2 separate regions of the Homo sapiens genome follow, and region 2 is linked to region 1. A link is a loop called in an ENCODE intact Hi-C map of the cell type or tissue named here. Cell type or tissue: endothelial cell of umbilical vein. All regions are shown on one strand. Each heading gives the region's core, and the rest is flanking DNA. Links, peaks and the distances in the headings are about the cores only.

Region 1 (15,984 bases), core at 4,797-12,796:
AATCAAATATTTTTTAAAACCCTTACCTTTACGGACAGGTTTAAGAAAATTATGTCCCCCCAAAAAGCATTTCCCGCAATATAAGCCCCTCAAAAAGATACTTCTCAGCATGCGCTTTCATAGGAAAAAGCTGCCAAATGATATTAACAATTGGGAATCCAAAAAGATTTGATTCTGCTTTTTATTTTTTTTCCAAAATACCTTTTCCATAGCCCAGTTAGAGCTGAGGGCAGCACCACTGGTCTTGGTCTGGGTTTTGGGCCGTCATTATTAAGCTGTGTAACTTTGGGTCTCATCACAGCATATTTGTATGTGGCTCCGCCTCATATGTTCACCAGGCTCTTCCCACTTGACCTTTTGGCAGGAGGAAAGGGGACGGGGTGGTAATTAAGCAGGATCCCTGGGGAGAGACCCCTCCTCCAGAGAGGGTGTGCCCCAGCCTTTCTCCTCTGCACCTTTTTTCCCAATCCTGCCTTGGTCTCATCCCATAGAGTGTTTCCGAGTGGTGGATGGCACTGTCATGTCCCCAGCTTGTGAGGTCTTCGTGCTGCCCACACCACTGCCCATCCCAGGTGGGATGTTGTCACTCAGTGCAGAGTTGGTGTGGCATCATGATGGCTTGGCCACACGGTGATCTAGAACTGGGAGAAGAAACCTGTTATGGATTACACGCTTAAGAAAGAAAAATGTTAAATAAAAATTTAAAAAGTAATATGTTAATTCCAAGAAGTAAACCATAGAAAAGACTGGATGCATAGCACTGGTTAGAAATAAAAATCCAGTGAGAGTTTCAGAACTCAGCCATGCCCCTGTGATTGTGTGCCAGCCTTTGGAATGGAAAGCCCACCCAGTCTCCCAGTTATCATCTATTCGAGGAAAAATGGAAAACCCTCCCTCTGCAGGACTTCCTGAAGGCAAATGTTGTGAAACCTTCGCAAGCACAGATGTGAGGTAGAATCTGGCTTTCCCTGAGAGCATGAGCCCCCTCTCAGCCTGTGCTGTGGTCCCTGGTCCCCCTCGTCACCAGCTATGGCTCTAGTGGCTGCTTCAGTGCTAATGAGACAAGCCGGAGCTCCTGGCAGCTACACAGCTCTGCAGGAAAGTGAGTCTTGTGTTCTCTGCTGAAGAATATCTGGGGCTCTGAGTCAGTCACCCTGAGAGCACAGGCCGAGGTTGGTGGAGTTGGCACCTGCTGTTCCCTCAGGTTTCTCCGAGTGCCGAGAAGGGAGAGCTCACCTGCTTCTGGGGCTGCTGTGTCACGGGCCCTAGGGGTTCAGCAGGGCAGGAGAAAAGGCCAGTCATATCCTGACAAGGCTGCTCTTTCTCTTCTCCAAATAATCAAAGCCTGGGACAGTGGGCTCAGCTTTTACCATCAGCCAGTTCTAGCCACACCCAGTGGCAGCCCTGGGAGAGTTGTTGCCAGAGTAGCATGGTCCCCCGTCCTTATCACCAAAGTGTTGATTATCTGCACATCTCATATTTTTGTGATCCCCCTGGGTCCCTCTTTCGGCAACCCTCTAGAGGTGACTTAAGTCCTCCATCCTTTTCTGTGGAGTCCCTAGCTGGTGGTCTGGCTGCAGCTGTCTTTGCCGCCAGCGGCCGAGCTCTCCTCTCTGTGAGGCTCAGCTCCAAGCCCGTGCTTCATGCCAGCCCTGCCAGGATGGTGCTGTTCTTGCCCCGCTTGCAGGTGAGGACGCCAAGGATTCAAAACAGCACGCGTGTGGGTGGGGCCCGTCCCACACCCCTAGATGGGGAGCCAGCGTTGACCCTGGTCGGGCCGACTGTGAGGTGACACTGTACTGTTATTTCACATCCTGAGAGTCTTTTCTCAGACTGTAAGCTCTTGGGAAACAAGAGCTGAGTCCACACTCCCTTCGTATCTCCCTGCTGCCAGCAGAGAGCTGGGCTCTGGGCCGGAGCTCCACAGGGGCAGGGGCTCTGCCTGTCCCTCATGCAGCGCCCTCGGCGCCCAGGACGAGTGAGCAATGGACGCAGATATGGCCCGCCCTGACCCACACTGTCTTTCTTGCCCCTCAGGCCATCTCTCGCCTCTGCGAGGACAAGTACAAGGACCTAAGAAGATCCGCGAGGAAGCGCTCAGCCAGTGCAGACAACCTGACTCTGCCCCGGTGGTCCCCAGCCATCATCTCTTAACTACGGAGGCCCGCCGGAGGCCACACCATCCCTTAGTTTCTCCTTTAGTTTGAGAAAAGACAGACTTGGGGTGGGTTTGTTTTTGTTTTTTCTTTCCTTTTCTTTTTTTACGCATAGCTCCGTCAAGCTGCCTGGATGAGCGCCCATGCAGCAAGGCTTGGAGGAAGCGTCAGTGCCCTGGAGATCCCAGCTCGCTCTCCCCACTGTCAGCAACAGCACTTCCTTCGTGGAGGAAGTGGACTCGAATCCTGGAGGAGGAAATAAAGGGAAAGGGAAGTCGTGGAGAGGCAGGGAAAATGGTTAAGCAGCCCGGCCCTCTGGAGTCCCCATGGGGGCGGTAGCTGAAGTTGGCGAGCGCAGCGGTGGATGCAGAGCTGGCTGCACCCAGGGCTGGGCCAGTGTGTCCTGTAAGACTTCTTGCATTCCTTCTGCTGCTTTTTTGGGATGGGGGTATTTTTGTTCATTTGTTTTTGCCCTGTTTTGATTTTGGTCCCACAGAGCAGGGGATGTAGTTTGTACCCACCATGGCGCAGACTTCCAAATAAATAGTACTGGTCATTTCTCTCTGCACTATTTCTGCGCGCTGTCTTCTGAGCTTTCTTCCTCACCAGTGGGCTGTGCTTGTTCCATTTCTGTACACCCTTATTTTATACCGTTTTTCTTCAACAATGGCGAAATTGACTGTAGTGCTGAACCAAAAGTATCCCTTTCCCTCCTTATTCCTCACCCCAAGAACATTCTAGATCACATGGGTGCTTGTGCCTTCCGATTTTCTTGCATTTGTTTTTTTCCTGACCTGAAGTTGTTGTTACAAAATCAGTCAGACTTTGTGGGCTGAAGGACACGGTGCAGCAGAGGGTGTCCCTGTGAGAGTTCTGCAGAGTGCTGGGCATGTGCCTGGAACTACCGAGTAGGAGCCATTTCTTTGTACCCCTGCCTAATCCATTCCTCTCCTTCCAAGTCCATTGTTGCAAGCAATATTCTTCTCAATTTTTATATGTTTACTTTAAATCAAAGTTAGTCTATTTGTATAAAATTTTTAAAAAATCTAAAAGAAAAAGAAAAAAAACAAGGGTGGGTTGGGTATTCCAGTGGGAAGATCATTGAAGGGAAAAATGTTACTATTTACTGAGGTATTTTTCACAGAATGATTGAATTAAAAAAAACTCAACTTGCATTTTCATTGTGGGTGCTTAGAGAAGTTCTACAAAATTCAAACTGTGAAGGTTTATGCTTCATTAATTATGACCATACTTTTTCATTTTCTGACGATCCCTGATTTCCTTATGGACTCAATAAGAATCTTTTATATCAAGTAAAATGAAAGTTGATGATAGAATATCAAATAGTGAATTTGATATGAAATCTAAGAGTGTGAGTCACTTGCATATGTAATGCTTTGGGTTTTTGCATATTTTCTTAGGTCACAGTGACAGGTTTCTGAGTTGTTTCCCTTTTCAAGTCTCTGGGAGGCCAGTGGCAGCAGCAGGTCTGTGTTTCACCTTCTTCCCATGTGAGCTTGGAAAACTTTGGCATCTTAATTAGTCTTGAATCATACACCTGATCCCCAAACATTGCCTGCTCTCAATGAAACATGCTTTGGAAATGGAAGGGACTCAGAAAGTCGAAATCCCAAGAACTCCAAGCCAAAAGTGTTAGGTTTTAGTGAAATTTGTGTCAGGTATAAGCATACCTGTTTGGGCCAGAATTATTATCACAGCCTTTCTGACCCAAACTTTCAAAAGCAAATAAACAGCATATAAAACGTTAATTATCTTTCCATTGTAATTGTGATGATCTACTCTGTATGGGTACCAAAATCACCTTCTCTCTTCAAGTCAAAGTTGAATTTAGAACTTTGAATACAGGTCAAAAAATGTAGAAAATATCATTTTATATTCCCTAATCTATATAGCTGAAAAAGGGTTGTATTTTCTTAGCTGAATATGAATACCTCTTAAACATAAATTAGTTCCTCTCCAGTGAAGTATCTTATTTTACCAATCCATTTCAGGAAAGAGGTTCTGCTGCCGTAAAGGCAGAAATTTTATTTTTATCCCTTTTATTTGAATGAGAGATTTGAAAATCGAATTATGTAAATATTTCAATGCATCTGCTATTATTTTGTGGAGTTTATTAAACTACTTTAAAAAAATTGTATAGTCTATTTATTGTATGTATGTACATACAGTCTGATACCTAAAATTTAAAGTGGATTCCATAAAACCAGACTCAAGTCTTGTTTAGACTACTGAATACTGTTTTAGCCTGTGCCCTGGATTCTACCTCTGTATAGGAAAATTTTCCATATTCATTAATTAGTGTTGATCTGTATTAATTGGTTATGTTTCTTGCACTAAGGATGTTTAAAACTCCGCTGTAAGTGTAGATTTTAGTTTTACTGGCAGGATGAATCACTTGACACATAGGTAGATACTTGAGGTTCATTTTCTTTTCTTTTTCTACATGATGATGAATAGTTATGTTTTCTTCTCTGATTTGTTCAAAGTTTGCCAAAAGAAAACACAAAACCAGTACAGTACTTACTGATAAATCGTAGTGACTGTAATTTGTTTGTAAGGCGAATTAATGCTCTACAATTAAAGCTGGATTACTATTGAGGAACACATTGTCTTAGTGTAGTTTTTGAATGGAAAGTTTTTGTCATTAAGGATGAAGGAAACGACACAATTTGTTACTTTAATTTTATATTTGATTTAAACAACAAATAAAGTCATTGGGACAATAAATATATATCCCGATGAATCTTTTTGATTTGTTTTACTTTTCTTATTTTTTTTTTTTTAACTAGAAAAAGGGAAAGAAGAAGTCAGGAGTTTAAAACCAAATTGGAGGGCAGATGAGAAATCCTGCCAAGATCGGGATGTGCCTTCATGCATGAGGTGAGGCCAGAGGTGTGGGCACCTGTACCTGCCTCCTCTTCTGGGCTGGCTTTCCTGTCTGCCTGCTCTCGGGCTTGGGCAGAGCCATCTCCATCCTGGGGTTTCCTTTAAGCTAAGCTGAAAGCAAAATTTGGGGAGTGAATGATTTAAACTTTTCCTGCTGCTTTTGGTAACTTCTCACCTGGGGCCATATTTTACAGATTTGAATTTTTTTTTTTCTTTTTTTGAGATGGAGTCTCGCTCTTGTCACCCAGGCTGGTGTGCAATGGTGCGATCTGGGCTCACTGCAACCCCCACTTCCCGGATTCAAGCAATTCTGCCTCAGCCTCCCGAGTAGCTAGGATCACAGGCACCCACCACCATGCCCAGCTGATTTTTGTAGTTTTAGTAGAGACAGAGTTTCACCACGTTGGCCAGGCTGGTCTCAAACTCCTGACCTCAAGTGATCCACCCCCCTCAGCCTCCCAAAGTGCTGAGATTACAGGCGTGAGCCACTGCCCCTGGCCCAGATTTGAAATTTTTTAAAAATAAAACATGATTCTTGGTTATTGTAGGTATTTAATAAATGTTAAATAAATATATACATAGAACAAAGTAGTGCCTGCCTTCCTGCTGTGTTTTTTGAGTTAGTATATTGAGATAAAATTCAACAGGTTTTATGGATGCTGAGTGAACCAGTTCTTTGCAAGAGCAGTGGTAGAAAGTGGTATTGGCCCTGTGTTCTTGAGCGACTCACAAAAGTATGAGAGCTACTCCAGCAATTGAGAAGTTGCACAATAGAGACCTAATAGAACATGTCACTTTCATATTGATACCCCATTTTGTCTGAAACCACTTTATCTCCCTTGATGTCATTGGAGTCAGCATCTTGGGTGGGTCTTAAAGACATTATCTTCTGAAAAGTCAGCCATGATGAGGTCCTACCCTTGTTGAAAAAGAGAAGGAAACAAGAAACATGCTCTTGCACTGAGACAGGAACAGGATACTTAACTTGGGTTTTATATATATATTTATTTTTAAATATATATATATTTTTAAACAGAGTCTCACTTTGTCACTCTGCCTGGTGTGCAGTGGCACAATCATAGCTCACTGTAGCCTCCAACTCCTGGGCTCAAGTGATCCTCCCGCCTCAGCCTCCCTGGGACGATGGGCCTGTGCCACCATGCCCACCTAATTTACTTGTTTTTTTTTTTTTGAGATGGAGTCTCACTCTGTCGCCCAGGCTGGAAGTGCGGTGGTGCAATCTCAGCTCACTGCAACCTCTGCCTCACAGGTTCAACTGATTCTCCTGTCTCAGCCTCCCAAGTATCTGGAACTGCAGGCACACACCACCACACCTGACTAATTTTTGTATTTTTCATAGAGATGGGGTTTCACCATGTTTGCCGGGCTGGCCTCAAACTCCTGACCTCAAGTGATCCGCCGGCCTCAGCCTCCCAAAGTGCTGGGATTACAGGCGTGAGCCACTGCTCCTGGCCAGGCTAATTTTTAAATTTTCTATAGAAATGGGGTCTTGCTGTGTTGCCCATGCCGGTCTTCAACTCCCAGCTTCAAGTGCTCCTCCTGCCTCACCCTCCCAGGGTGTTATGTCTTTAGCTGCATGGATTTCAAGCCAAGGCCTGCAAACAGCTTGGTTAAGGTGCTGACTTGCTGTTATTGAATGCAGCGCCCTGCTAGAGCTGTTGCACCCAAACAGGGCTGGGGAGATGCCCAGGAGTGCTTGCAGTCACAGTGGTGGGGCTGGAGTTCGTACCTCCAAGTCAGCAGGCTCCCTGCCTGTTTTCCTGTTAGATTTTCTTACTAAGTTTGCATATGTGAAGGGGCTAAAGGTCCTGTCTGTCACTCTTCTCAGCAGTGATCAACCTCAAAATGAGCTTCTTAATCTGGCAGCTGCTGTCTCTGTGCACTGTGGCAGGTCTGAGCTGGGCACAGCAGCTGGGTGAGGACTTGGCCTGGCAACTGTATCTGTCCTTCATAGGTTTTTGTGAAAAGAGTTCTGCAGAACCTGTTACAGTAAGAAGTGAACTCAAACATGATGTCTGACTTAATGATGTTCAGATTCTACAGGTCTCAATAAACTTTCCAGTGTCCTTTAAGGGACTTGGTTTCAGTGGGGGGCTTTCCTTTTAAGAATTTTTGTTCATATAAATAAGTTATTTCAAATAAGGGATAAAAGAATGGCATTACAAAATATAGTTTGGGATAGAAATATTAAATGTAGCGAGAATTTATGCATAAGATGTTAACATCGGTATTGATTTTTTTGTCATGGAACCTTGGGTTTTAGTCTCAGTCCAAAAGATTAACTTGCTCTGTGACCTTGGACAAATTATTTGACCTCTCTGGACCTCTCAGTGACCTTGGCTGTGAGGGAGACTCTTGTTTTCATCACCTGTCTTAGTCTGTTTCTGAGCACACTCTGCTCAGCCATTCAGCCACAATTGTTGGACGCTCCTCTAAATGTAGCAAGGGTGGACATAGTAAAAGCCAAGTGCAAGCCTAACGGTGACAGAAAACCCAGGACGAGGGGAAGTCGGTTGTGTTCTCCAGGTCCTCTCCTAAAGAAGGGTGGCCATGGGTAGAAGCAGCAGGTCTTACAGGACCTGGGTACCCAGTTTTCCGCTGCTGTCCCTTCTTCCCCAGCTCTCCCAAGTACAGCTGAATGCTCAGCGTGGCCTCTAGTTGGCCATTCCTGGACCTGGTTTGTGAGTTCTTGTCTGCATTGGTGGATCCTGGAAATCTCGAAACAGTGGAAGTGGGTGTGTGAATCCACTGCCAAGTGCCTCTGTCCTGAAGAGGATGCTGCTTCATTTCTGTGAGCTCCAGCAATGCTTCCTTAGACCTGCTGACCAAAGCTCAGGAAGCCAACCTCGGAAGAGAAGGATTTTGCACCTCCTCCCGTGCAGACACCAGCACTAGGGGGCAGCGCGTGGTAATGATGACTCTGCAGGGGCAGGACCCCCCAGGACCAGGCCTTGGTGCAATGCAGCAGGCATGTGGTCTGGCAGGTCCCATGGCTGTGATCAATTCTGAGTCACTTCATCTTTAAAACAGAGAAATGTGTGACTTCCAGAGCCTTTCCGTCCCTAATATCCCGTTATGGTTATGCTGGGTTTTGCAGGAGCAACCTCGAGACTAATAAGAGGTTTAGTCACCCCTGCAATCTTTGAAAAACAACAAATACAGGATGTGGAAAAACCGAGAGTGAGGCACCCAGAGCCCAGAATGCTGGGTAGCTCCTTCCCTAGCTTGTGCAGCATCCTGTGCTGAGCCACGGCCCCTTACGTGTAAGCAAAACTCGAAACAAAATTCCTGTTCTAGAATATTATCTAGAAAATGTGTACTTGTTTTATACTGACGTAATTCCTTCAACAAATATTGAGCTGGACACTGTCTAATTCATGTTGGGGATGGATATGGCTTTCTTGGGGGATGTTCTAGTGGAGCAGATGGTCAAATAAGTTAGCGTGTAAAAAGGATCTTGGTAAGTGTCAGGAGGGAAATTGAGTGGTTATGATAGTAACTAGGAGGTGGCAGCTTGATGGACATGACCTTTTGAGTGGACGTCTCCGTGGAAGAGATGGGGAGAAGGGAAGATGGATGGAGATGTGGTTGGAGAAGAGCTGATCAGCCCAGGCCTCACAGGCATTGCTGAGGAACACAGATTTGAAGACCAATGGGAAACTGCCACAGAATTTAGTTAGTTCTGGTGCTCAAGGAGTGGGTGTGACAGGCAGCACGGTTCCCGCCTGGACGGCCACAAGGTGGAGAGAAGGGCCACATGTACTTCAGAGGTTACACATAGGAAAAGAAAGACCAGTTCTCGCCACACTTCTGGGGTGAACCATCGGTAAGTTGTAACAGATAATGTGTTCCTGAGGTTAGTCCAAATCCTGAGTACCGGTAATCTACCATGCATCATACACAATGAGACTGTGTCAAGATGAAAAACCCGGACCCCTGCTCTCAAAAGCTGTGTTTGGGCTGGATCAATGAAAACAGACACATTTTCATCCTAAACACATCTTCATCCTAGCATGGGCATGAGGTGGAATCTCTGAACCTGTCTTTGGTAATAAAAATGTAGACAGAGCGGTTCTTGAACATCATTTCTTCCTGCAGGCACTTGTGGGTTATATAGTCATTTATCTTGTGTTCAGTATTTTTTTAGTACCTTGAAGCTAATGTGATTGCTACCAAGAAAATCTAGGAGAAACAACTGGAAAATTATAAGAATTCAGTAAGATTATAGTTACAAGATTAGTACACAAAAATTGAGTTTTCTAATTTACCAGCAGCAATCAATTAGAGAATATAATGGAGATGCCATTCAAAAATAGCAACAAAGTGTTGCTATTTTGCTGCACATGCCTGTAGTCTCAGCTACTCAGGAGGCTGAGGCAGGAGGATCACTTTGAGCCCAGGAGTTTGGGACTGCAAAGAGCTGTGATGGCATCACTGCACTCTAGCCTGGGTGACAGAGCAAGACCTTGTCTCTTAAGAAAAAAACCCAAACCACAAAATAGGAGCAAATTATGTCAAAGAACAAAAACATTTATTAAATGCTTACAGTGTGTCCTGCACAGTTTAAGCACTCAACATTTGTTAATTCATTTAATCCCCATAACAATTGCATGAGGTAGCTACTATTATTCCGGATGAAGGTGCTTATTAGGCTTGGAGAGGTGAAAACCCTGGTCAGTAAGTGGTAGAGCCAGAAAGCCTGATACCAGAGTTTTTTTTAGAGGCAGGATCTCACTGTGTTGCCCAGGCTGGTCTTGAACTGGACTCAAGTGATCCTCCTGCCCTGGCCTCCCGGAAGGCTGGGATTACAGGCATGAGCCACTGCACTTGGCCCAATCCAGAGCTTATTTCTCATCACTATGCTACATGGTCTTTCACTGCCACTGATTAGGGAGAAACCCATCTAGAAACATGCTATGCTGGATTGAGTAGTGCCCTCTAAAAATTCATTTCCACCTGAAATGTACAGATATGACCTTATTTGGAAATAAGGTCTTTGCAGATGTAATTAGTTAAGACGAGGTCATATTGGACTAGGGTGGGCCTAAATCCCTGTAAGGAGAGGGGAGTCGGCAGACACAGGGACAACACGCTGTGGAGGTGAAGGCAAAGGTTGGAATGATGCAGCCGCAAGCCAAGGAACGCCAAGGTTGGCCAGGGCCAGCAGAAGCTGGAAGAGGCAAGGAAGAATCCTTCTCTGGAGTTTCCAGAGCATATGGCCCTGCTGGCACCTTGATTTTGGACTTCCAGCCCCCAAAACAGTGACAGAATAAATTTCTGTTGTTGTGAGCCATCCAGCATGTGGAAATTTGTTATGGCAGCCCTAGGAAACCGACACAGGTGCAATTCCTAAATAGAGAAAATGCCGGCCGGGCGCAGTGGCTCACACCTGTAATCCCAGCACTTTGGGAGGCCAAGGTGGGCAGATCACTTGAGGTCAGGAGTTCGAGGCCAGCCCGACCAACATGGTGAAACCCCATCTCTATTAAAAATACAAAAAGTTAGCTGAGCATGGTGGTGCACACCTGTAATCCCAGCTACTTGGGAGGCTGAGGCAGGTGAATTACTTGGACCCAGGAGGCAGAGGTTGCAGTGAGCCAATATCACACCACTGTACTCCAGCCTGGCCACAGAGCAAGACTCCATCTCAAAAAGAAAATGCCAAACTTTGCCGGCAGTCATCACGAAAGACCTGAACGAAAGAGACGTGCCATGTTCCTGAGTGGGAAATCACAGGACCTGACAAATGTCACATCTCTCGTTCCTACTCTCCCTTTTGTCTAGTGTGTTCTCTAAGTATACCAAGTTCTGTTTCGATTCAGGAACTTTTTCTGCATTGTTGTTTCTGTCTGGCGTGCTTCCCCCTGATACCTGCATTGCTCACTCTTCTCACTATCTGCTGTTTTTCTTGTTCACTTGATTATTGTCTGGTGTGGCATTTTTCCGGAAACAAAGCACTGATCTCATATTTGGAGGACTTCCAATTGTGAAAGCTTTCTTCTGCAACTCCCTGTTGTAGGTAGAACAGATGTTCTATCCCCATCGCTTTTCAGTAGAGCTGAGGGCAGTGTTAGAGAAAGAGCAGTCTCAGCAGAGATGCGTATCCAAATATGGGAGACTCTGGCCGTCAACTAAGGAAGTTTGAACAGTGTCATTCAGTCTACAAATATGTGCCTTAAACGTAACATTTTTCCAGAAACACAGTACTGATCTCATATTTTGAGGTACTTCCAATTTTCAAAGCTTTCTTCTTCATCTCCTCTGTGACTCCCTGATGTAGGTAGAACAGACGTCTGCTTCAATGCCATGTCCTTACAGGCCTCCTCTCACCACAGCCCACCCCCCAGGGAAGGGCCCTCCTTGTTGCTCTTGTGTTGCCCAACCATAAGCCTTGCCTGGCTCTCCCCACTGTCTGCTGTTTTTCTTGTTCACTTGATTATTGTCTGGTGTGGCATTTTCCCAGAAACAAAGCACTGATCTCATATTTGGAGGTACTTCCAATTTTCAAAGCTTTCTCCTGCAACTCCCTGATGTAGGTAGAACAGCTGTTCTGTCCCCATCGCTTTTCAGTAGAGCTGAAGTGCAGAAAGGCTAAGTGACTTGTCAAGGTCGCGTCATCAGCAACCAAACAGATCTTGCAGTTAATCTACAGCTACCCCTACAACCACAGAGCGTGGCAAGCCCTCCTGCCCCTAGAATGCTGACTCAGGAGGCAGGAGCCTTGTATGACCCATTCCCTGCTGAACCCCAGGACCCAATACATGCCAGCCCTGTCCAGTGAGTGAGTGGATGGGGTGAGGCACAGGTCCAGAAGATCAGGACAGGGATCAAGCCATAGTCACATCTTGAGCAAAAGGAGGAAAGCTGGAGGTATAGAAATGTAGATAAAGTGGTTCTTGAACATCATTTCTTCCTGCAGGCACTCATGGGTTCTACAGTCATTTATCTCGTGTTCAGTAACCTTGAAGCTAATGTGGTTGCTACCAAGAAAACCTAAAAGAAACACCTGGAAAACTATCAGAATTCATCACACCTGTGAGAATGGTATGGAGAAAAGGGAGCCCCTTTGCACTGCTGTTGCAAAGGCGAATTATTACAGCCATTCTAGAAGACAATATGGAGGCTCCTAAAAAGACTAAAAATAGAATTGCCATATGATCCGGCAATCCCACTTCTGGCTATATATCCAGAGGAATCGAAATCAGTGTGCTGGAGAGACAGCTGCACTCCCATTAAAACACTGTTCACAATAGCCCAGACAGGGAGGCAACCTAGGTGTCCATCACTATGTGAAATAAGCCAGGCACAGAAACAAATATCCAATCATTTCACTTACATGTAGAATCTAAAAAAAGCTGAACTCAGAAGTAGAGTAGAGTGGTGATTATCAGAGGATAGGAAAGGAGGAGGATGAACAAAGGGGAGTGCTGCACCAATGGGTACAAAGTTTCACTTAGGAGGAGTAAGATCTAGTGATCTATTGAACGAACAGCTACCATCATAAATGCATTGTGTATTCCAAAGTTGTAGATTTCAGTTGTTTTCACCACACACAAAAATAAGTACGTGAAGTGATGGATTTGCTCAGTAGCTTGATTTAATCATTCCACAATGTAGAACATGTATCAGAACATATTGTACCCCATAAATATATACAATTGTTTTTCAATTAAAAATAAAAAGTAGAGCTATGAGGCGGCTTCAGGAAAGAGGCAGAGCTTGAACTGGTTGTGTTGTAGAATCTGGATATGTAGAAAGGAAAGGAATTCCAGCAGGAAGCACATGAACCAAGAGTCCGGAGCCCACCCACTCAGCATTGCCGAGGACAGTGTTAGGGAAAGAGCAGTCTTAGTAGAGATGCGTGTCACAAATACAGGAGACTCTGGCCGTCAACTAAGGAAGTGTGTACAGTGTCATTCGGTCTACAAATATGTACTTTAAATGTAACATTTTTCCAGAAACATAGTATTGATCTCATATTTTGAGGCACTTCCAATTTTCAAAGCTTTCTTCTTCATCTCCTCTGCGACTCCCTGATGTAGGTAGAACAGATGTTCTATCCCCATCGCTTTTCAGATAGAGCCGAAGTGCAGAAAGGCTAGGTGACTTGGCAAAGGTCACGTCATCAGCAACCAAACAGGACTTGCAGTTAATCTACAGCTGCCCCTAAACAGAGCGTGGCAGGCCACACCTGTCACATCAATCTCCATGCACGTCTTTGGAGAAGAGACAGCTGCAACATTTTAGCTTTAAAAAGTACTTAGCAAATAATGCACCTACAAGCAAGAATGGTGTCTGGGGATCCTGTTATTTTTATTGTTGCTGGATATAGAACCCACACAGATGGTAAGTCTGGCTTATTAATGGCATTTTGCAGAAATCTATGTGTTACTATTTCAGAATTGCTGCCTGGCCCCCAGGTGACATCCCCTTCCCGCCAGGTCTCAGTTTAAGAGCTTCAGAGAATCTGGAAACTCAGGGATTTCATGCATGGTCACCACCTGTCCCCTCTCTGAGGCCGTGGCCCCTACTTTAGCAGGTTCTGCTGGACTAGAGTTTTATTTTTCTGAGCTTGCAATTTCTCATTTTGAGGTTTGAGGTGCTTTTTCCATCTCAAAACCTGCCCAGCCCGTGACTTTCATTGAATGTCTCAGTATGGATTTCCTCATTGCTCATGTCTTATCTCAAAAGTTGTGTCTTCATTGGCCTTTTCTGGGTAGCTCATCTAAAGTAGCACCAGTCCCTCTGTCTCACCCCATAATGGCTCACCGTCAGCCCTCCTGATTCAATTTCTTTGGCAGCATGTCATTTTCTGGTGGTACCCTGCTTATTCCTTACAATCTAAGTTGTGTGCCTCCCATCAAAGGCAGAGCCTACCCTTCCCCATTTGGAACAGAATGCCGACTTCCTTGCTTGCTAAGCAGGAGACAGTCTCTGAGCAAAGGGAAGAGCTGATCTCACACAGGGCCTTGGAAAGCATGAAGTTCAGGGATTTCAGTGCCCAGAGCATTTAGGGATTGGTTGGCATTTGCCTGCGTCAGTGTGGTTACTTAAGACTTGCGGATTGCCTGCCCTTGGCTGCTGATGTGAAATCCTCGTTGATCAAGGAGAATGGGTTTTAAACTGGTTCTGATGGTCACTTGTTTCTATGGCCAAATAACCAGCCAACATGGTGAAACCCCGTCTCTCCTAAAAATACAAAAATTAGCTGGGTGTGGTGGCGGGCACCTGTAATCCCAGCTACTTGGGGGGCTGAGGCAGGAGAATGGCTTGAACCAGGGAGGCGGAGGTTGCAGTGAGCTGAGATTGAGCCATTGCACTCCAGCCTGGGAGACAGAGCAAGACTCCATCTCAATACAAACAAACAAACAAAAAAACTAATGGAGGAGTGGCCCCAGCTTCTCCTGTGGTGGATGGGGCTGTGAAACGTTAACTTGGAAGGACTGCTGAAAGATGGATGTTACTCTGTTAATGGAGAGGGCAGAACTAGAGCCAGGAATCAGTAAAAGTTTCTGAGACATGGATTTCTGCTCAGTATAAGGAAGACCCTTTAAGAGTTACAGTCGTGCAGAGGTAGAAATGGCCAGGGGCCACCTTCTCATGGTGTTAACCAGTCGTTATCGTTGTCCACTTCCAGCAGCACAGGCCTGTCATACAATGAGCTCCTCCGTGGAACCCCAGTATACACAGGTCAGAGGCATGCAGATCTGTGTCAGTGGAAGAAACTGTGGAGAGCCAGTTCCAGCCACATGGTAACCCCTGACACACCCTGACCAGACTTTACGATTCTAAGAAACAAATGCAAGAACCACTCATTACATTATTTAAAAATTCCTGCCGTTATTCTGTGCAGTGGGCATCTGCATTTCCCACTTTTCAGCTGAAAGGACTTAGGGGAAGAGAAAGTAACTTGAGGGTGGCAGAGCCAGGATTAGAACCCATGCTGGTCTGATTCTGAAGTCACACTCACAATCACACTACCCTATTACCTCCCAGTGGAGTGAAATGAGATGGTCCATTGTTAAAAAGAGGTCTGGGGGGCCGGGCATGGTGGTTCATGCTTGTAATCCCAGCACTTTGGGAGGCCAAGGTGGGCGGATCACAAGGTCAGGAGATTGAGACCATCCTGGCTAACACAGTGAAACCCTGTGTCTACTAAAAATACAAAAAATTAGCCGGGCATGGTGGTGGGTGCCTGTAGTCCCAGCTACTCGGGAAGCTGAGGCGGGAGAATGGTGTGAACCCGGGAGGCGGAGCTTGCAGTGAGCCAAGATCATGCCACTGCACTCCAGCCTGGGCGACACAGCAAGACTCTGTCTCAAAAAAAAAAAAAAAAAAAAAAAAAAAAAATCTTTGGGAGAAAGAACAAACTCCATGTGATTTCTTAGATTTTCAGATTCTATCTATTAATTTTGCTTCCCTAGAAATCTTAGTGACTTATTTATTGATGACAGAGATGAATCAAGAAAATATTGCTTTAGAGACAGGTGGATCACCTGAAGTCAGGAGTTCGAGACCAGCCTGGTCAACATGGTGAAACCCCATCTCTACTAAAAATACAAAAATTAGTGGGGTGCGGTGGTGGGCACCTGTAAGCCCAGCTACCAGGGAGGCTGAAGCAGGAGAATGGCTTGAACCTGGGAGGTGGAGGTTGCAGTGGGCTGAGATCACGCCACTACACTCTAGCCTGGGTGACAGAGTGAGACTGAAAAAAAAAAAAAAGAAAGAATATACTGCTTTAAAAAAATCTTGTGAGTGCAAATTCCTTGCTTGAAAGGAATGAAGGACATATAAAAGGATTTTTCCACTAGTCACTGGACTATTTATTAGAGAACCTAGTACTAAATACCCATTAAAATATTTTCCTATCCATTGCCCCATTAGGTGTCTGGTTTGTTAA
Region 2 (15,984 bases), core at 3,325-11,324, 1.3 Mb after region 1:
AGAATGAATCTCCTTCTGTCACCAGGCTGGAGTGCAGTGGAGCGATCTCAGAGCACTGCAATCTCCGCCTCCTGGGTTCAAGTGATTCCCCTGCCTCAGCCTTCAGAGTAGCTGGGACTACAGGCACCCACTACTACACCCGGCTAATCTTTTGTATTTTAGTAGAGATGGGGTTTCACCATGTTGGCCAGGATGGTCTCGATCACCTGATCTCATGATCTGCCTGCCTCGGCCTCCCAAAGTGCTGGGATTACAGGTGTGAGCCACTGCGCCCAACCCATTTTGTATGTTTCTTAACGTCTTGTCCAGAATTGCTGCTCAATAAATGTTTGCTCAGTTAATCTTATTGAATAAGGCAAAACAATGTCATTTTCACTATTAATTAAGACTGGCTCTGCATTAGCAGAGCAGGGACTCTGAAGTATTTGTCTCAAAAGCACCTTTTTCCCAAAAGCATTAGGCAACTTTAGAACTAGAGATTACGGAAAAGTTATTAGAGTGAAATACCCAAAAGCATTAGGCAAACTTTAGAACTAGAGATTACGGAAAAGGTATTGGAGTGAAGTCATTGAATGACCTTTGCTTTACTCATACGTTCTCTAACCAAATGGATACAGATCAGAGAGTCTTAGCGTTATAACGGGCCATAGACATTGCCTGAACCAATAGTTAAACCAGAAAAAAATATTCCAAGGAACACTTGAAGGTGTATTGAACTGTTAAAAACCTAAAAGTTAAGAGAACTAAGAATCCAAACGGTGATTGCTTAAAACAACAACAAAATGCTAGCAGAGCACCGTGGCTCAGCCCTGTAATCCCAGCAGTTTGGGAGCCTGAGGCAGGAGGGTTGTTTTAGGCCAGGAGTTCCAGACCAGCCTGGGCAACATGTAAGACCCTGTTGCTACAAAAAATAAATACGTAAATAGTCAGATGTGGTGGCGTGTCCTTGCAGTCTCAGCTACTTGGGAGGATTGCTTGAGCCCAGGAGTTTGAGGCTGCAATGAGCTATGATCGTACCACTGCACTTCTGCCTGGGTAACACAGTAAGACCCTGTCTCGAAAAAATAAAAAAAAGCCACCTCACAAAAGAATACTACTAACCACTACTGCAAAGAACATATACTTTTAACAAAAGTAGCTTCATGTGGTTTGTGTGCATTCTCAAATACTTAAAAGTGATCCATACTTTATACGTGGTTCTAAATGCTTCTGTAAGATCTCAGATTTATTTGAGTTTGAACCTTTAATGTATGGCTTAAGCAAGTGGGTGAAGGAACTCTGAACCCTGCCTGCTTTCTCTCAGCTCTGCCTCACTGAAGATGGGAACGCAGCCCTCCTCAGAGGCAACTGGGACACCTGGCTGCAGTGCCCACGTGACATTCCTGTGGAGAAAAGCACTTTAGGGCCAGTCTCCAGATGCCCTCTCATGGGTCTTCTGATTTCACATGAAGCCTGGGAGAAAACAAAGCAAAAAAATGTGAGAAGAACTACACTGCCCTTCCCAAATAGAAACCTGTTGTGCAGAGGCACATGCAACTGAGGACAGAGCTCAGCATTTTAAATTAAATTTGCATATAGTTTCTGTGACCTCATTTGACAGACTGTTTTTGAGCTCCCTGTTGCCAATGTGTCCATTTTCCTGTTCATTTAAACCTAAAGGAATACTCACATCAGCCGCAACAGGTGACTTTGTTGTACTGGTGCTCCTGTATCCTCTTACGGCTGTCACAATGACACTGATATCACACAGTGACATGAACCTAGATGTACGGTACATGCAGAAGAAGAATGTGCCATGGTTAGCCCAGCAGTCATTAAATGAGCTAAAATTGTGATAAGAGAAAAAGAAACAAGTGTCATACACTACATTCAAGGTACCCAGAAGTGAAAATGGAGTAAATAATCTTGACCGATTCACGACGGCAAAGCCACATTGCCTATGTCATTCATGATTCTTCTCTATAATCTGTGTTTATGGAGTAGATCTATGTACAGCCTCTATTACACAGAATAAGGTTCAACTGAATGTGACAGAAAATCCCCCAAATAACAGTTCCTTAGACAAGTGAGCATACTTTTTGCTCATGTAAAATCAGACAGAGGCTCGGTCATCCAGGTTTGGCGTGGCAGCTCTGCTTCATGAGCCATAAGAACTCTGCGCTCCCCAGCTTTGCCCAGGACACAGCTCCCTTACTCAGAGTCACATATGGCTGCTGGAGCTCCAGGAAACACAACTCCATCCCAAGCTGCAATCATGAAAAAGGAGGAAAAAACAAAACAAAACAAAAAACAAAAAACAAAAAAAACAAAATAACTCCTCCAGTAAGGAAAATCCCTGGAAGTCACAGACAATTCTGCCTCTATCTCACTTTCCCAACTTTAGTTCCATGGCCACACTGTGCCACAAGGGAGGCTAAGAAGTGTAGTATTTACATGGATGATGATGTTATCAACTGAATATGTGGGGCTCTAGTAACTAACAAAAAATGAGAGAATAAATATCGGGAAGAAACTAGGATTTTTAGACACACAGAACACTCATTCTATAATAGTAGTGATTCCTTTTTAAGAAACTATTTTACATTAACAAGAAAAGACTTGTGAAATCCAACAGAACACTGAGAAGCATATGAATGTAATTCAAAGTAGGAAAAACTTTAATAGATTAAAAATATGTGAAGGGAAACTCAGAAAAATTAGGGATCAGATAAATGACACAAAAGAGCACTTTAGGCCAGGCGCGATGGCTCAAGCCTGTAATCCCAGGACTTTGGGAGGCCAAGGCGGGTGGACCACCTGAAGTCAGGAGTTCAAGACCAGCCTGGCCAAAATGGTGAAACCCCATCTCTACTAAAAATACAAAAAGTTACCTTGACCTGATGGTGGGCAACTGTAATCCCAGCTACTCGGGAGGCTGAGGCAGGAGAATCACTTGAACCCAGGAAGCAGAGGTTGCAGTGAGCAGAGATTGCACCATTGTACTCCATCCTGGGCAACAAAAGTGAAACTCCATCTCAAAAAAAAAAAGGGCGCTTTATATCAATTTATTAATTTTAGAAATTTGCATTATGCCAAATTTAGTGGAAATGTATGTGGACATGTTCATGCTTTATCTCAAGGATGCAGACACAGTTGGTGATTTTCTTCATATTTAGTGAAAATAATTATGTATATACTTTAAGTCCCGATCATCACATCCTGGGCATATTCCCCTGACAAGAAGCCATAGAAGACATTTTCAAAGATCTTATTTGCAACATTTACTGTTCTGCAACATACACTAAATTTAGATGACCTTTACTTGGAGATTTTATGCATGAGACATGGATGTGTTTATTGTATACATTTATATTTATATACATATATATTTCTGTATCTATATCATATACACACAATTGCATACACACAATTTTACACACAATTTCATATAAATGTATTTGCAGGTTGGCAAGAGGGCCCAATGATCCCTAGTATAAGTGTATTTGCACCTGTTTTTTGTTTGTGTGTGCTTATTTTCCAGCTGTGTTTATTTTATACATTTACATTTATAGATGTGTATATTTTTCTCTATATATTATAGTGATTACACACAATTTCATCATTATGTAAGATAGCTATATTAACTATATGTTTTATAGGAAATAGATATTTGTGCACATATATGCATACATACATACAAATAAAGCACTATTAGTAGGCCTCAAAAACAGTGCTGTATGAATACAGTGACCATATTCTAAGAAGTGGATGGCTGTCTATAAATAATGACTTATGCATGCTATTTCTCCCACTCCTACACTTACCAAGATGAAGGGGTTTTCCCAGCTTTCACTTGAATAAACTCTTGGAAATGAGATTCTCTTCTTTTGATTATTTGACAAATTTATACCAAAATAGTGGGCTTTTATAATCAATATCTTTATGATTGATTTTCCTAAATATTATTTTTTTAAACATTGAATTGTATCCCTTGTTTGTCTTTTATTTTCCACAAGCAGATGGAACTTCCTCCCCCACAAGCAGATGGAAGAACCTGTGCAGTGTCACTTCGGGGAAGCTACGTGGCAGGGTGGAAGTAGAATGAACCTGCACATTTTTAAAACATTTTTTTACTTTGGTCCTTGGAGGACCCAAGGGACTTGTAAAGAAGAAGAAGGGGGTAGACTGTGAGTTTGTAGCTAAAAGAAGAAGAGAGATGACCCAGCAACCTAGAGAAGCAGGAAGAAAATGTGTGTTCCACCTTCCTCTCCTCCCCAGAATTCTGCAGTGTGTGGAGAAGAGTAGAGTGGTCTCCGGCCTCCATGAGAGGGCCTGGACCAGACCCTGCTGAATGCAGAGAGCTATCTGCAGGGTGAGCGTCCAGGCAGACAGGACCCAGGGTGGCCGCACAAAAGATTCCCCCAGTACGGTGAGGTGTAGAAGCAGCAGCGAGCCAGCACTTCTGAAGGAGATGACTGAGCTCAATTCTTCTTTTCTGAAGAGGCTTTGCTCCTAAGGAGTCCCTGTACTTCTCTTTCTGCCAGAGTAAACCTAGCTTCCATACACTTACTGTCAAGGCACGTGACAACTCTATAGCACCCCCCAGGAATCATCAAAATCTGAACTAAAAACCCAGAGCATAGGGGGTTGGCTGCTGAGTGACCCCCAACAAAGGCAAGGACAGTAGGGTCATTGCAGACCTCAGGTCTTACTACTCTCCAGTGAGGAGGGAGGAGACTCCAAATGGTTGCTGTCACCCAGACCTCCTCCCGATATGCTCACGCAGAGAGGATGAGGCAGAAGAGCCACTGCCTGCCTTGCCACTCACCTCCGATACTTGGCTTTATCCTTTGTGTCTCACTCTAGGACTATTTATTCGTTTCCTGGTGCTCTAGGACACAGCAGAGAGAGCTGACTGGCTATTCTGGGATGAATGGAGATGCCAAAAGCCTATGGAACCGGGTAATATCAGGTGATTTTCCATTCAAGTCCTATCTGGTTGGTACCTCCATGAGATTTTAAAAATAGAAAAGACGAGGCTTTCTGTAGGTCCATGTATTTCAGCCTGGCCTTTGGATGCAGAGGCCAGCTGGGAAGCTAGCAGTGCTTCTGGCCAAGACTAGATCCCTAGCGCAGAGCCTCAGGGCTCTCTGTAGCTTCCCAGCTTGTGCATGCACAGTTCATATCTGACATGATAGCATCACATCACTGCGCAAGCTAAGCTTTAGTATGGTGACAGACACTATCCATTCACTGAGTCAGCAGTGTCCAAGAGACTTTTTCTGATGTGGTTTTCATTGCCTGCCAACAATTTCGGAGTCTAGAAAGCCAGAACCCTGTTTTCCATGTGTTTTATTTTTATGAAAGAAACTTCATGCACCTGACTCCTCAAGCACCTCAAGAACAACTGCAGAATTTTCTCAATCCAGATGAAACTGGCTGGAACAAACTTCCTCAGAATTGAGGAGCCTTCAGAATCTGACCCATTTTCCTGGTTCCTGAAAGCTGTCAATGGTCCTCAGCAGAGACCTTCCCTGGCCTCACTGTCCCTCTGGCCTTTTACCATCGTGCTCCTCCCGCACTCACACTGCCCCCAGCAGGTGTTGAAGGCTCAGACCTGGACTTTCTTTCTCTCTGCACAAAGGCTCTTCTCCACCCACTTAAACGGGGCACCACATAAGCACTTAAGGTGTTCAAAAGGAGAGCACCGATCCTGACTGCCAGGTTGTGGGGATGTGGACAACTTTTGCACTGGAGGGTGATGGCACCTGGGCTGGGTCTGGTTACAGTGGTGGGCTGGTGTTTGCCATCAGTGTAGGGTCACATGGAAGTGACGGGGTAAAACTCCTGTGGTCAGGCCGGGCGCGGTGGCTCACACCTGTAATCCCAGCATTTTGGGAGGTCGAGGAAAGCAGATCACCTGAGGTCAGGAGTTCGAGACCAGCCTGGCCAACATGGAGAAACCCCATCTCTACTAAAAATACAAAAATTATCTGGACGTGGTGGTCCATGCCTGTAATCCCCGCTACTGGGGAGGCTGAGGCAGGAGAATTGCTTGAACCTGTGAGGCAGAGGTTGCAGTGAGCCGAGATCATGCCACTGCACCCCAGCCTGGGTGGCAGAGTGACACCACGTCTCAAAAAAAAAAAAAAACCCACAAAACAAAACAAAAAATCTCCTGTGATCTTTGTGTCTCCCTTCACAGTTAGCAGGTGGTAAGATGGCCTAGTGGCCCCTAGTGTAAATGTATTTGCATCTGCTTTTATGTTTGTGTGTGTTTATTTTCTGGTTGTGTTTATTTTATATATTTAAATTTATATATGTCTATATATTTATCCCTATATATTATACACCTATGTCTGTATATATGATATCTATATTTACTGAGGTATAGATACATTGTACAGGCCAAGGGCAAACTTCTCCTTTGCCCTCTTGAGTTTCTCTAAAGTAACATTTGACCAAAGGCAGATTAATCAGAGAAAAAGCATGCAAATGTATATACATTTGAAATATGTGCACATGAAATATGCAGAATATAGGAACTCAAAGAGAAGCAAAGGGTTGATGTTTTATGACATCTTCAGGTAACACAAAGAATAGGGGCATGGATAGTGGCAAAACAGGGGATGGTGGCAAAACCAGTTATCAGAGGAGACAGAAAGGCCCGGCTAGGAAAGGTGGTCTTGTTATTTACAAGAATCCTCACAGGTGGTAGCCCTCAGAGAAAGAGTTGGTAATTTTTTTTTCTCAGACCTCTAAATGTGTCAGATTCTCAGTTCATCTTTCTTACATCCAGAAAAGGGAGGGCCTTAGAGCTTCAATTATGACTCTATCAATGCGGCTTTTCTATAAAGTTGCGAATCTCACCTGCAAAAGACAACTTTGTAGGGCTCCTTCTGATTGCAGGCCCTCTGAAAGGCTATCTCAAAATATGTCAAAGAAGTATATTTTGGGTATAATGTTATAGTTTCCATATGTATGTGTGTGTGTGTGTTTGTGTGTAGATGGTTTTTACTCTTTTGCATAGAGAAACAGCACCACAGTCTGGTAAAAAGCACTACGATACTGTATGTATAAAAACCTGTATATCAGTTTTTAATTCTTTCTATGTTGATGCATATATTCACATGTCACATATTTCATGATACATTTTAAATATTCGTATTTGTGTGTATATTTATTTCTGGTTATATCTTTGCTTGTGTATTCTATGTGTGAAACACTCCAGGCTCACAGTGTGCCCCACACTGTTCCCTAATAGTAGAGATTCCAAATCCCTGAGCCCCCACTGAGTGTGGTTGCTCTGGTGGACTGGGAAGATGCAGCTGTGCTGTGAAAACCTCACCTGCTCCTGCGTAGTTCAGTCAGCCGTGAAGGACACCCTTGAATGCAACCACCTAAGGTATCCAAAACAAGAGCACCTATGCTGATTGACAGCTTCTGGCGATGTGGACAGCTTTTAAGTTAGAGGATGATGGCCTTTGGACTAGCCCTGCTTCAAAAGGAAGGCTGGGTGTTTACCATCTGCAAAGGGGTCACGTAATGTGGCTTTTTGGCTCCATGCCAGTAGGTGGCAGCATTGCCCAATGGCCAGGAGTGTAAAAGTACGTGCATTTGTGTGTGGGGGTGTGTGTGTCTTTGTGTGAGATTTTTGGGTTATGTTTAGTTTATACGTGTGTGTGTGTATACCCACATGCTTGAGGGTTTATGATTTATATATGAGTATACATACATACATATCTGAATATATGTACACACATGCATATTTATATATAAATCTATGTGATTATATAAGTTTATTAAGTAATACATATTTTTATGTATTAATTTACATATGTAGGCTTTCTTGTTCCTGCCTGGAGGCATACCACCACAAAGGGAAACAGCTCTTAAAAGTTCCATGTATAAATATCTATGTTTTAATTTTTATTTATTTATATGTTGATGCATATATTTATATAGATTATCAATTTCTTCATATATTAAAAATATAGACATGGATTTGTGTATGTGTTTTTTCGAGTTATGCCTTAACTGGTGCCCTGTATGTGTGAAGCACTCCAGACCTGCAGACCCCACTGCTTCATTTCTCCAGAGAAGCAGTTTCCACACACTGAGCCCCACTGATTGTCTATCCCCTGGAAGAGTGGAAAGGCACCTCTGTTCCATCTGGTTGCTACCTCCCTGAGCTTCAAAGGACAGAAGAGATGGGGCTTTCTTTTGGGTGTAAGACAATACATTTTTCAGCCTAGATTTGGCGAACCAAAGTCTGTGCAGAAAGCTAGCACTGCTGCTGGCACCCAAGGCCAGATGCCAGGCTTGGAACCTCAGGGATCCCGGTGGACTCTCCACTTTTGCACTCATAGTTCAGCCTCCTGGGACACACCTGCCTCACCCACAAGCTGGGGCCGAGTTCTTTGAAAGGCATCATCCATCCCCTGGGGATGGCCATGTCCAGCATCTGCCTCTGACCTGGTTTTCCTCATCTACCACCTACACTGTGGACAAGAAAGCTTTGTCAAGCCAGACCCGTTTCCATGATTCTCAAAGTTTTAGAAGAAGCCTCAAGCCTGTGGGTTCTCAGGTGTCTTTTTTTTTTTTTTTTCATATGGAGTCTCATTCTGTTGCCCAGGCCAGAGTGCAGTGGCACGATCTTGGCTCACTGCAACCTCCGCCTTCCAGGTTCAAGCGATTTTCCTGCCTCAGCCTCCCTAGTAGCTGGGATCACAGGTGCCTGCCACAACACCCGGCTAATTTTTTTGTATTTTTAGTAGAGACGGGGTTTCCCCATGTTGGCCAGGCTGGTCTTGAACTCCCGACCTCAAGTGATCTACCCATCTCAGCCTCCCTCCCAGGTGTCTTTAATCCAAGTGTTCTCTGAGTCTGCCCTGGTTTCTCGAGATGCAGCTGGAGCCTGCCATAACAGGCTCATGCAGGTCTGTGTAGTCTTCAGAATAAATTGGGGGCCACTTTCCTGGTCCCCGAATGCTCTGAGGAGCATTCAGAGCCATCCTGTTCTGGCCTTGCTGACCCTCAGGCCCGCAGCACCCTTACTGCACCCAGACTCATGCTGCGCCGAGTTCCTCCTGTGTGTTCAGACCTAGCCTGTTTTCATCCTCCTGGAAAGCCTCTTCTCCACGCCCCCAAACCGGGATGCCTCTCTATGTCCCCACCTCAACTATCAAAAAAGGAGTCCCTGTCCTGAGTGACAGCTTCTGGATAAGTGGGCAGCTTTCCCACTAGAGGACGATGGCCCTTGGGCGGGATCTGATCAAAGGGCCATGTTCAGGTGTTTGTCATTTGTGGAGGCTCACACAGAACTGGCAGGAAAGGAGACTTTGGGCCTCTTTGTTTCACTCCACTGCCAGTCTGTGGTAAGGGGGCCCAGTGGCTTCTCATATAAGTGCAAGTGCATCTGTGTGGATTTGGGGTAACATGTTTGGGTTATGTTTATTTTATACATAGAGACTTATACATATATTCCTATATTTATATATTTGTTCATACATGTTTTTCTATATATAAATACAGATTATACAGAATATTTACATTCACTGATTTATATGAATATGTATATATTTATGTATGTGTGGATAGATAGATAGATAGATAGATAGATAGGGAGATAGATTTTCTTCTTGCCTGAGTGGAGAAACACCACCATGGACAGGCAGAAAGCCCTACCCAGTTTCCTGTATAAATATATACATGTATATATATATACATCTTAATTTATTTATATGCTGATACATATATTCACATATGTTAAATATGCCCTTATATCTTTAACAAACACGTTTCTGAATGTGGATATATCTATTTCTCGCTATGTCTTAGCTGGGACCCTGAATGTGTGAAACACTCCAGACCAACAGCCTGGGGCTCCCTGTTCCTCCAGATCAGTGATTCCCAAAGCTGAGGCCCCACCCAGTGTTGATTGGCCCAGTGGGAAGATGCAGCTGTGAATTTGACTTTGGGCGTCAGGGCCATCGCTTCCCTCAGTGTTTGAGGGAAGTCATGCTGCTGCTCTTAGTCCCCAAATGCTCTCGAGGGCACTCAGTGCAGTCTCACTCTGGCCTGCCTGCCCCTCCATCCTGTGCCATTTTACCTCACCTGCTTTCTCTGCTCCCAGTGCATCCTGAGGGCTCAGACACTTCTTTCTCTCCATGGAAAGCCACTTCTCTTCTCACCAAACTAATTGTATTGCCCCCACCTGAAGTGCTCGAAAGAAGCCCAGCTAACCTGATACACAAGTTCTGGGAAACTGGCCATTTTTCCCAATGGAGGGTGATGGCCCTTGGACTGTCTCTCGTTAAAGGGCAATGGCCAGGTGTTTCCCATCTATGACCAGTGACATGGACCTGGCAGGAAAGGACTCCTGCTGGCTTAAGTGTTCCCTAGGCTGCTAGTAGGTGGCATGAAGGCCACAGGGGACCGATGGCCCCTAATACGCATGCAAGTGCATCAGTTTGTAGTACGTGTGGTATTTTCATTGAGTTTTGGGTAATGTTTATTTTATACATATATATGTATATTTATAAATTTATTTTAAATATATGTATTTATATATAAATATATATAATTTTACCAAATATCCAAATTTATTCCTTCATAAGAATATGTATATTTTATGTTTTCTAATCACCTGCATGAAAAAACACCAAAGTAGGCTGGCAGAGAGTGCAGCAAAGATCTATGTCTACACATCTGTATTTCTATTTATATGTTCATACACATGTTTACATGCTACATACTTCCTTATACCTTTAAATGTAAACACATTTATATGTGTGAATATATTTATTTCTAGTTATTATTTTTAGTTTTAAAACAAATATTATTTTTGATAATACATGATTATTGCAGAAAATATGGAAAACAGACTATTATTGAAAAGTTAAAAATCCCTCATGTTCACTATGCAGAGATAATCATAGTTGGAACTCATGACTCCTTCCAGATGTATTTCCTCACTCTGAATTATGCTTATTGTACAAAAACATACAATGCCAATATATCAACCATAAAAACATACTTTTAGAAAATTAGAATACTGAATTTATATTTTTTTCATATATTGTGACTATTTCCTTTATCTATAATGATAAGACACAAGGCCTTTCCAAAGTACAAAAAGAGACTTTGAAATATAAAAATAGGTGAAAAAACATGAACAATATAAAATGATGAATAAACAAAGAAATTCTTACCATTTCACATGAGGAATCTTTAGTTTTCACAGATTGCAAACTTCTAGAGTACCCAAATATAGAAAAGTATGAAATGGAAAAAAAATAAAACTTAGGAGTAAAATATTTGATTAAATTAGTTACTAAGCAGAATTTTTTTAAGTTTTTTTAATTATTATTAAACTTTAAGTTTTAGGGTACATGTGCACAACGTGCAGGTTTGTTACATATGTATACATGTGCCATGTTGGTGTGCTGAACCCATTAACTGGTCATTTAGCATTAGGTATATCTCCTAATGCTATCCCTCCCCCCTCCCCCCACCCCACAAAGTCCCCTGTGTGTGATGTTCCCCTTCCTATATCCATGTGTTCTCATTGTTCAATTCCCACCTATGAGTGAGAACATGCGGTGTTTGGTTTTTTCTCCTTGCGATAATTTGCTGAGAACGATGGTTTCCAGCTTCATCCATGTCCCTACAAAGGACATGAACTCATCCTTTTTTATGGTTGCCTACTATTCCATGGTGTATATGTGCCACATTTTCTTAATCCAGTCTATCGTTGTTGGACATTGGGTTGGTTCCAAGTCTTTGCTATTGTGAATAGTGCTGCAATAAACATACGTGTGCATGTGTCTTTATAGCAGCATGATTTATAATCCTTTGGGTATGTACCCAGTAATGGGATGGCTGGGTCAAATGGTATTTCTAGTTCTAGATCCCTGAGGAATCGCCACACTGACTTCCACAATAGTTGAACTAGTTTATAGTCCCACCAACAGTGTAAAAGTGTTCCTGTTTCTCCACATAGTCTCTAGCACCTGTTGTTTCCTGAGTTTTTAATGATCACCATTCTAACTGGTGTGAGATGGTATCTCATTGTGGTTTTAATTTGCATTTCTCGAATGGCCAGTGATGACAAGCATTTTTTCATGTGTTTTTTTGGCTGCATAAATGTCTTCTTTTGATAACTGTCTGTTCATATCCTTTGCCCAATTTTTGATGGGGTTGTTTGTTTTTTTCTTGTACATTTGTTTGAGTTCATTGTAGATTCTGGATATTAGCCCTTTGTCAGATGAGTAGGTTGCAAAAATTTTCTCCCATTCTGTAGGTTGCCTGTTCATTCTGATGGTAGTTTCTTTTGCTGTGCAGAAGCTCTTTAGTTTAATTAGATCCCATTTGTCAATTTTGGCTTTTGTTGCCATTGCTTTTGGTGTTTTAGACATGAAGTCCTTGCCCATGCCTATGTCCTGAATGGTATTGCCTAGGTTTTCTTCTAGGGTTTTTATGGTTTTAGGTCTAATATGTAAGTCTTTAATCCATCATGAATTAATTTTTGCATAAGGTGTAAGGAAGGGATCCAGTTTCAGCTTTCTACATATGGCTAGCCAGTTTTCCCAGCACTATTTATTAAATAGGGAATCGTTTCCCCATTGCTTGTTTTTGTCAGGTTTGTCAAAGAACAGATAGTTGTAGATATGTGGCATTATTTGTGAGGGCTCTGTTCTGTTCCATTGGTCTATATCTCTGTTTTAGTACCAGTACCATGCTGTTTTGGTTACTGTAGCCTGGTAGTATAGTTTGAAGTCAGGTAGCATGATGCCTCCAGCTTTGTTCTTTTGGCTTAGGATTGACTTGGCAATGCGGGCTCTTTTTTGGTTCCATATGAATTTTAAAGTAGTTTTTTTCCAATTCTGTGAAGAAAGTCATTGGTATCTTGATGGGGATGGCATTGAATCTATAAATTACCTTGGGCAGTATGGCCATTTTCGCGATATTGATTCTTCCTATCCATAAGCATGGAATGTTCCTCCATTTGTTTGTATCCTCTTTTATTTCATTGAGCAGTGGTTTGTAGTTCTCCTTGAAGAGGTCCTTCACATCCCTTGTAAGTTGGATTCCTAGGTATTTTATTCTCTTTGAAGCAATTGTGAATGGGATTTCACTCATGATTTGGCTCTCTGTTTGTCTGTTATTGGTGTATAAGAATGCTCGTGATTCTTGCACATTGATTTTGTGTCCTGAGACTTTGCTGAAGTTGCTTATAAGCTTAAGGAGATTTTGGGCTGAGACGATGGGGTTTTCTAGATATACATTCATGTCATCTGCAAACGGACAATTTGACTTCCTCTTTTCCTAATTGAATGCCATTTATTCCCTTCTCCTGCCTGATTGCCCTGGCCAGAACTTCCAACACTAAGTTGAATAGGAGTGGTGCAAAAGGGCATCCCTGTCTTGTGGCAGTTTTCAAAGGGAATGCTTCCAGTTTTTGACCATTCAGTATGGTATTGGCTGTTGGTTTGTCATAGATAACTCTTATTATTTTGAGATACGTCCCATCAATACCTAATTTATTGAGAGTTTTTAGCATGAAGGGTTTTTGAATTTTGTCAAAGGCCTTTTCTGCATCTATTGAGATAATCATGTGGTTTTTGTTTTTGGTTCTGTTTATATGCTGGATTACGTTTATTGATTTTTGAATGTTGAGCCAGCCTTGCATCCCAGGGATGAAACCAAATTGAACATGGTGGATAAGCTTTTTGATGTGTTGCTGGATTTGGTTTGCCAGTATTTTACTGAGGATTTTTGCATCAATGTTCATCAAGGATATTGGTCTAAAATTCTCTCTTTTTAGTTTTGTCTCTGCCAGGCTTTGGTATCAGGATGATGCTGGCCTCATAAAATGAGTTAGGGAGGATTCCCTCTTTTTCTATTGATTGGAATAGTTTCAGAAGGAATGGTACCAGCTCCTCCTTGTACCTCTGGTAGAATTTGGCTGTGAATCCATCTGGTCCTGGACTTTTTTGGTTGGTAAGCTATTAATTTTTGCCTCAATTTCAGAGCCTGTTATTGGTCTATTCAGAGATTCAATTTCTTCCTGGTTTAGTCTTGGGAGAGTGTAAGTGTCAAGGAATTTATCCATTTCTTCTAGATTTTCTAGTATATTTGCATAGTGATGTTTATAGTATTCTCTGATGGTAGTTTGTATTTCTGTGGGATCGGTGGTGATATCCCCTTTGTCATTTTTTATTGCGTCTATTTGATTCTTCTCTCTTTTCTTCTTTATTAGTCTTGCTAGCGGTCTATCGATTTTGTTGATCTTTTCAAAAAACCAGCTCCTGGATTCATTGATTTCTTGAAGGGTTTTTTGTGTCTCTATCTCCTTCTGTTCTGCTCTGATTTTAGTTATTTCTTGCCTTCTGCTAGCTTTTGAATGTGTTTGCTCTTCCTTTTCTAGTTCTTTTAATTGTGATCTTAGGATGTCAATTTTAGATCTTTCCTGCTTTCTCTTCTGGGCATTTAGTGCTATAAATTTCCCTCTGCACACTGCTTTGAATGTGTCCCAGAGATTCTGGTATGTTGTGTCTTTGTTCTCATTGGTTTCAAAGAACATCTTTATTTCTGCCTTCATTTCATTATGTACCCAGTAGTCATTCAGGAGCAGGTTGTTCAGTTTCCATGTAGTTGAGTGGTTTTGAGTGAGTTTCTTAATCCTGAGTTCTAGTTTGTTTGCACTGTGGTCTGAGAGACAGTTTGTTATAATTTCTGTTCTTTTACATTTGCTGAGGAGTGCTTTACTTCCAACTATGTGGTCAATTTTGGAATAGGTGAGGTGTGGTGCTGAAAAGAATGTATATTCTGTTGATTTGGGGTGGAGAGTTCTGTAGACGTCTATTAGGTCCACTTGGTGCAGAGTTGAGTTCTTGTTATCCTTGTTAACTTTCTGTCTCATTGATCTGTCTAATTTTGACAGTGTGGTGTTAAAGTCTCCCATTATTATTGTGTGGGAGTCTAAGTCTCTTTGTAGGTCTCTAAGGACTTGCTTTATGAATCTTGGTGCTCCTGTATTGGGCTAGCTCTTCTTGTTGAATTGATACCTTTACCATTATGTAATGGCCTTCTTTGTCTCTTTTGATCTTTGTTGGATTAAAGTCTGTTTTATCTGAGACTAGGATTTCAACCTCTGCCTTTTTTTGTTTTCCATTTGCTTGGTATATCTTCCTCCATCCCTTTATTTTGAGCCTATGTGTGTCTCTGCATGTGAGATGGGTTTCCTGAATACAGCACACTGATGGGTCTTGACTCTTTATCCAATTTGCCAGTCTGTGCCTTTTAATTGGAGCATTTAGCCCATTTACATTTCAGGTTAGTATTGTTATGTGTGAATTTGATCCTGTCATTATGATGCTAGCTGGTTATTTTGCTCATTAGTTGATGCAGTTTCTTCCTAGTCTTGATGGTCTTTACAATTTGGCATGTTTTTGCAGTGGCTGGAACTGGTTGTTCCTTTCCACATTTAGTGCTTCCTTCAGGAGCTCTTTTAGGGCAGGCCTGTTAGTGACAGAATCTCTCAGCATTGGCTTGTCTGTAAAGTATTTTATTTCTCCTTCACTTATGAAGCTTAGCTTTCCTGGATGTGAAATTCTGGATTGAAAATTCTTTTCTTTAAAAATGTTGAATATTGGCCCCCACTCTCTTCTGGCTTGTAGAGTTTCTGCCGAGACATCAACTGTTAGTCTGATGGGCTTCCCTTTGTGGGCAACCTGACCTTTCTCTCTGGCTTCCCTTAACATTTTTTCCTTCATTTCAACTTTGGTGAATCTGACAATTATGTGTCTTGGAGTTGCTCTTCTCGAGGAGTATCTTTGTGGCATTCTCTGTATTTCCTGAATGTGAATGTTGGCCTGCCTTGCTAGATTGGGGAAGTTCTCCTGGATAATATCCTGCAGAGTGTTTTCCAACTTGGTTCCATTCTCCCCGTCACTTTCAGGTACACCAATCAGATGTAGATTTGGTCTGTTCACATAGTCC

What was found. Hi-C counts contacts between places; a loop is a spot of excess contacts. Peaks named below come from ENCODE experiments on the same cell type or tissue, not always from the same donor. Only the 100,000 strongest peaks of a DNase experiment are listed, where the experiment ranks them.
Region 2: a loop joins it to region 1, with 6 times the contacts of the local background. A loop is called at or near these places in 3 of 110 quality-filtered maps.

The regions. Positions count from the first base shown.
Region 1 is chr10:35,567,017-35,583,000 of GRCh38, forward strand. CCNY (cyclin Y) reads left to right here. Exons shown (of 10, transcript NM_145012.6): 10 at 2,038-5,651. The coding sequence ends at 2,154. LOC107984221 (a long non-coding RNA gene) reads left to right here and starts at 14,431. Exons shown (of 3, transcript XR_001747422.2): 1 at 14,431-14,836. In endothelial cell of umbilical vein, for the core only: a CTCF peak has its summit at 7,976 (motif pointing right); DNase peaks (open chromatin) are centred at 8,155 and 11,045; H3K27ac peaks cover 1,655 bases.
Region 2 is chr10:36,881,621-36,897,604 of GRCh38, forward strand. No RefSeq gene overlaps it. Among named protein-coding and RNA genes, the nearest start is that of ANKRD30A, 240 kb to the right of the region's middle. In endothelial cell of umbilical vein, for the core only: CTCF peaks have their summits at 7,516 (motif pointing right) and 7,718; no DNase peak of the experiment used is centred there.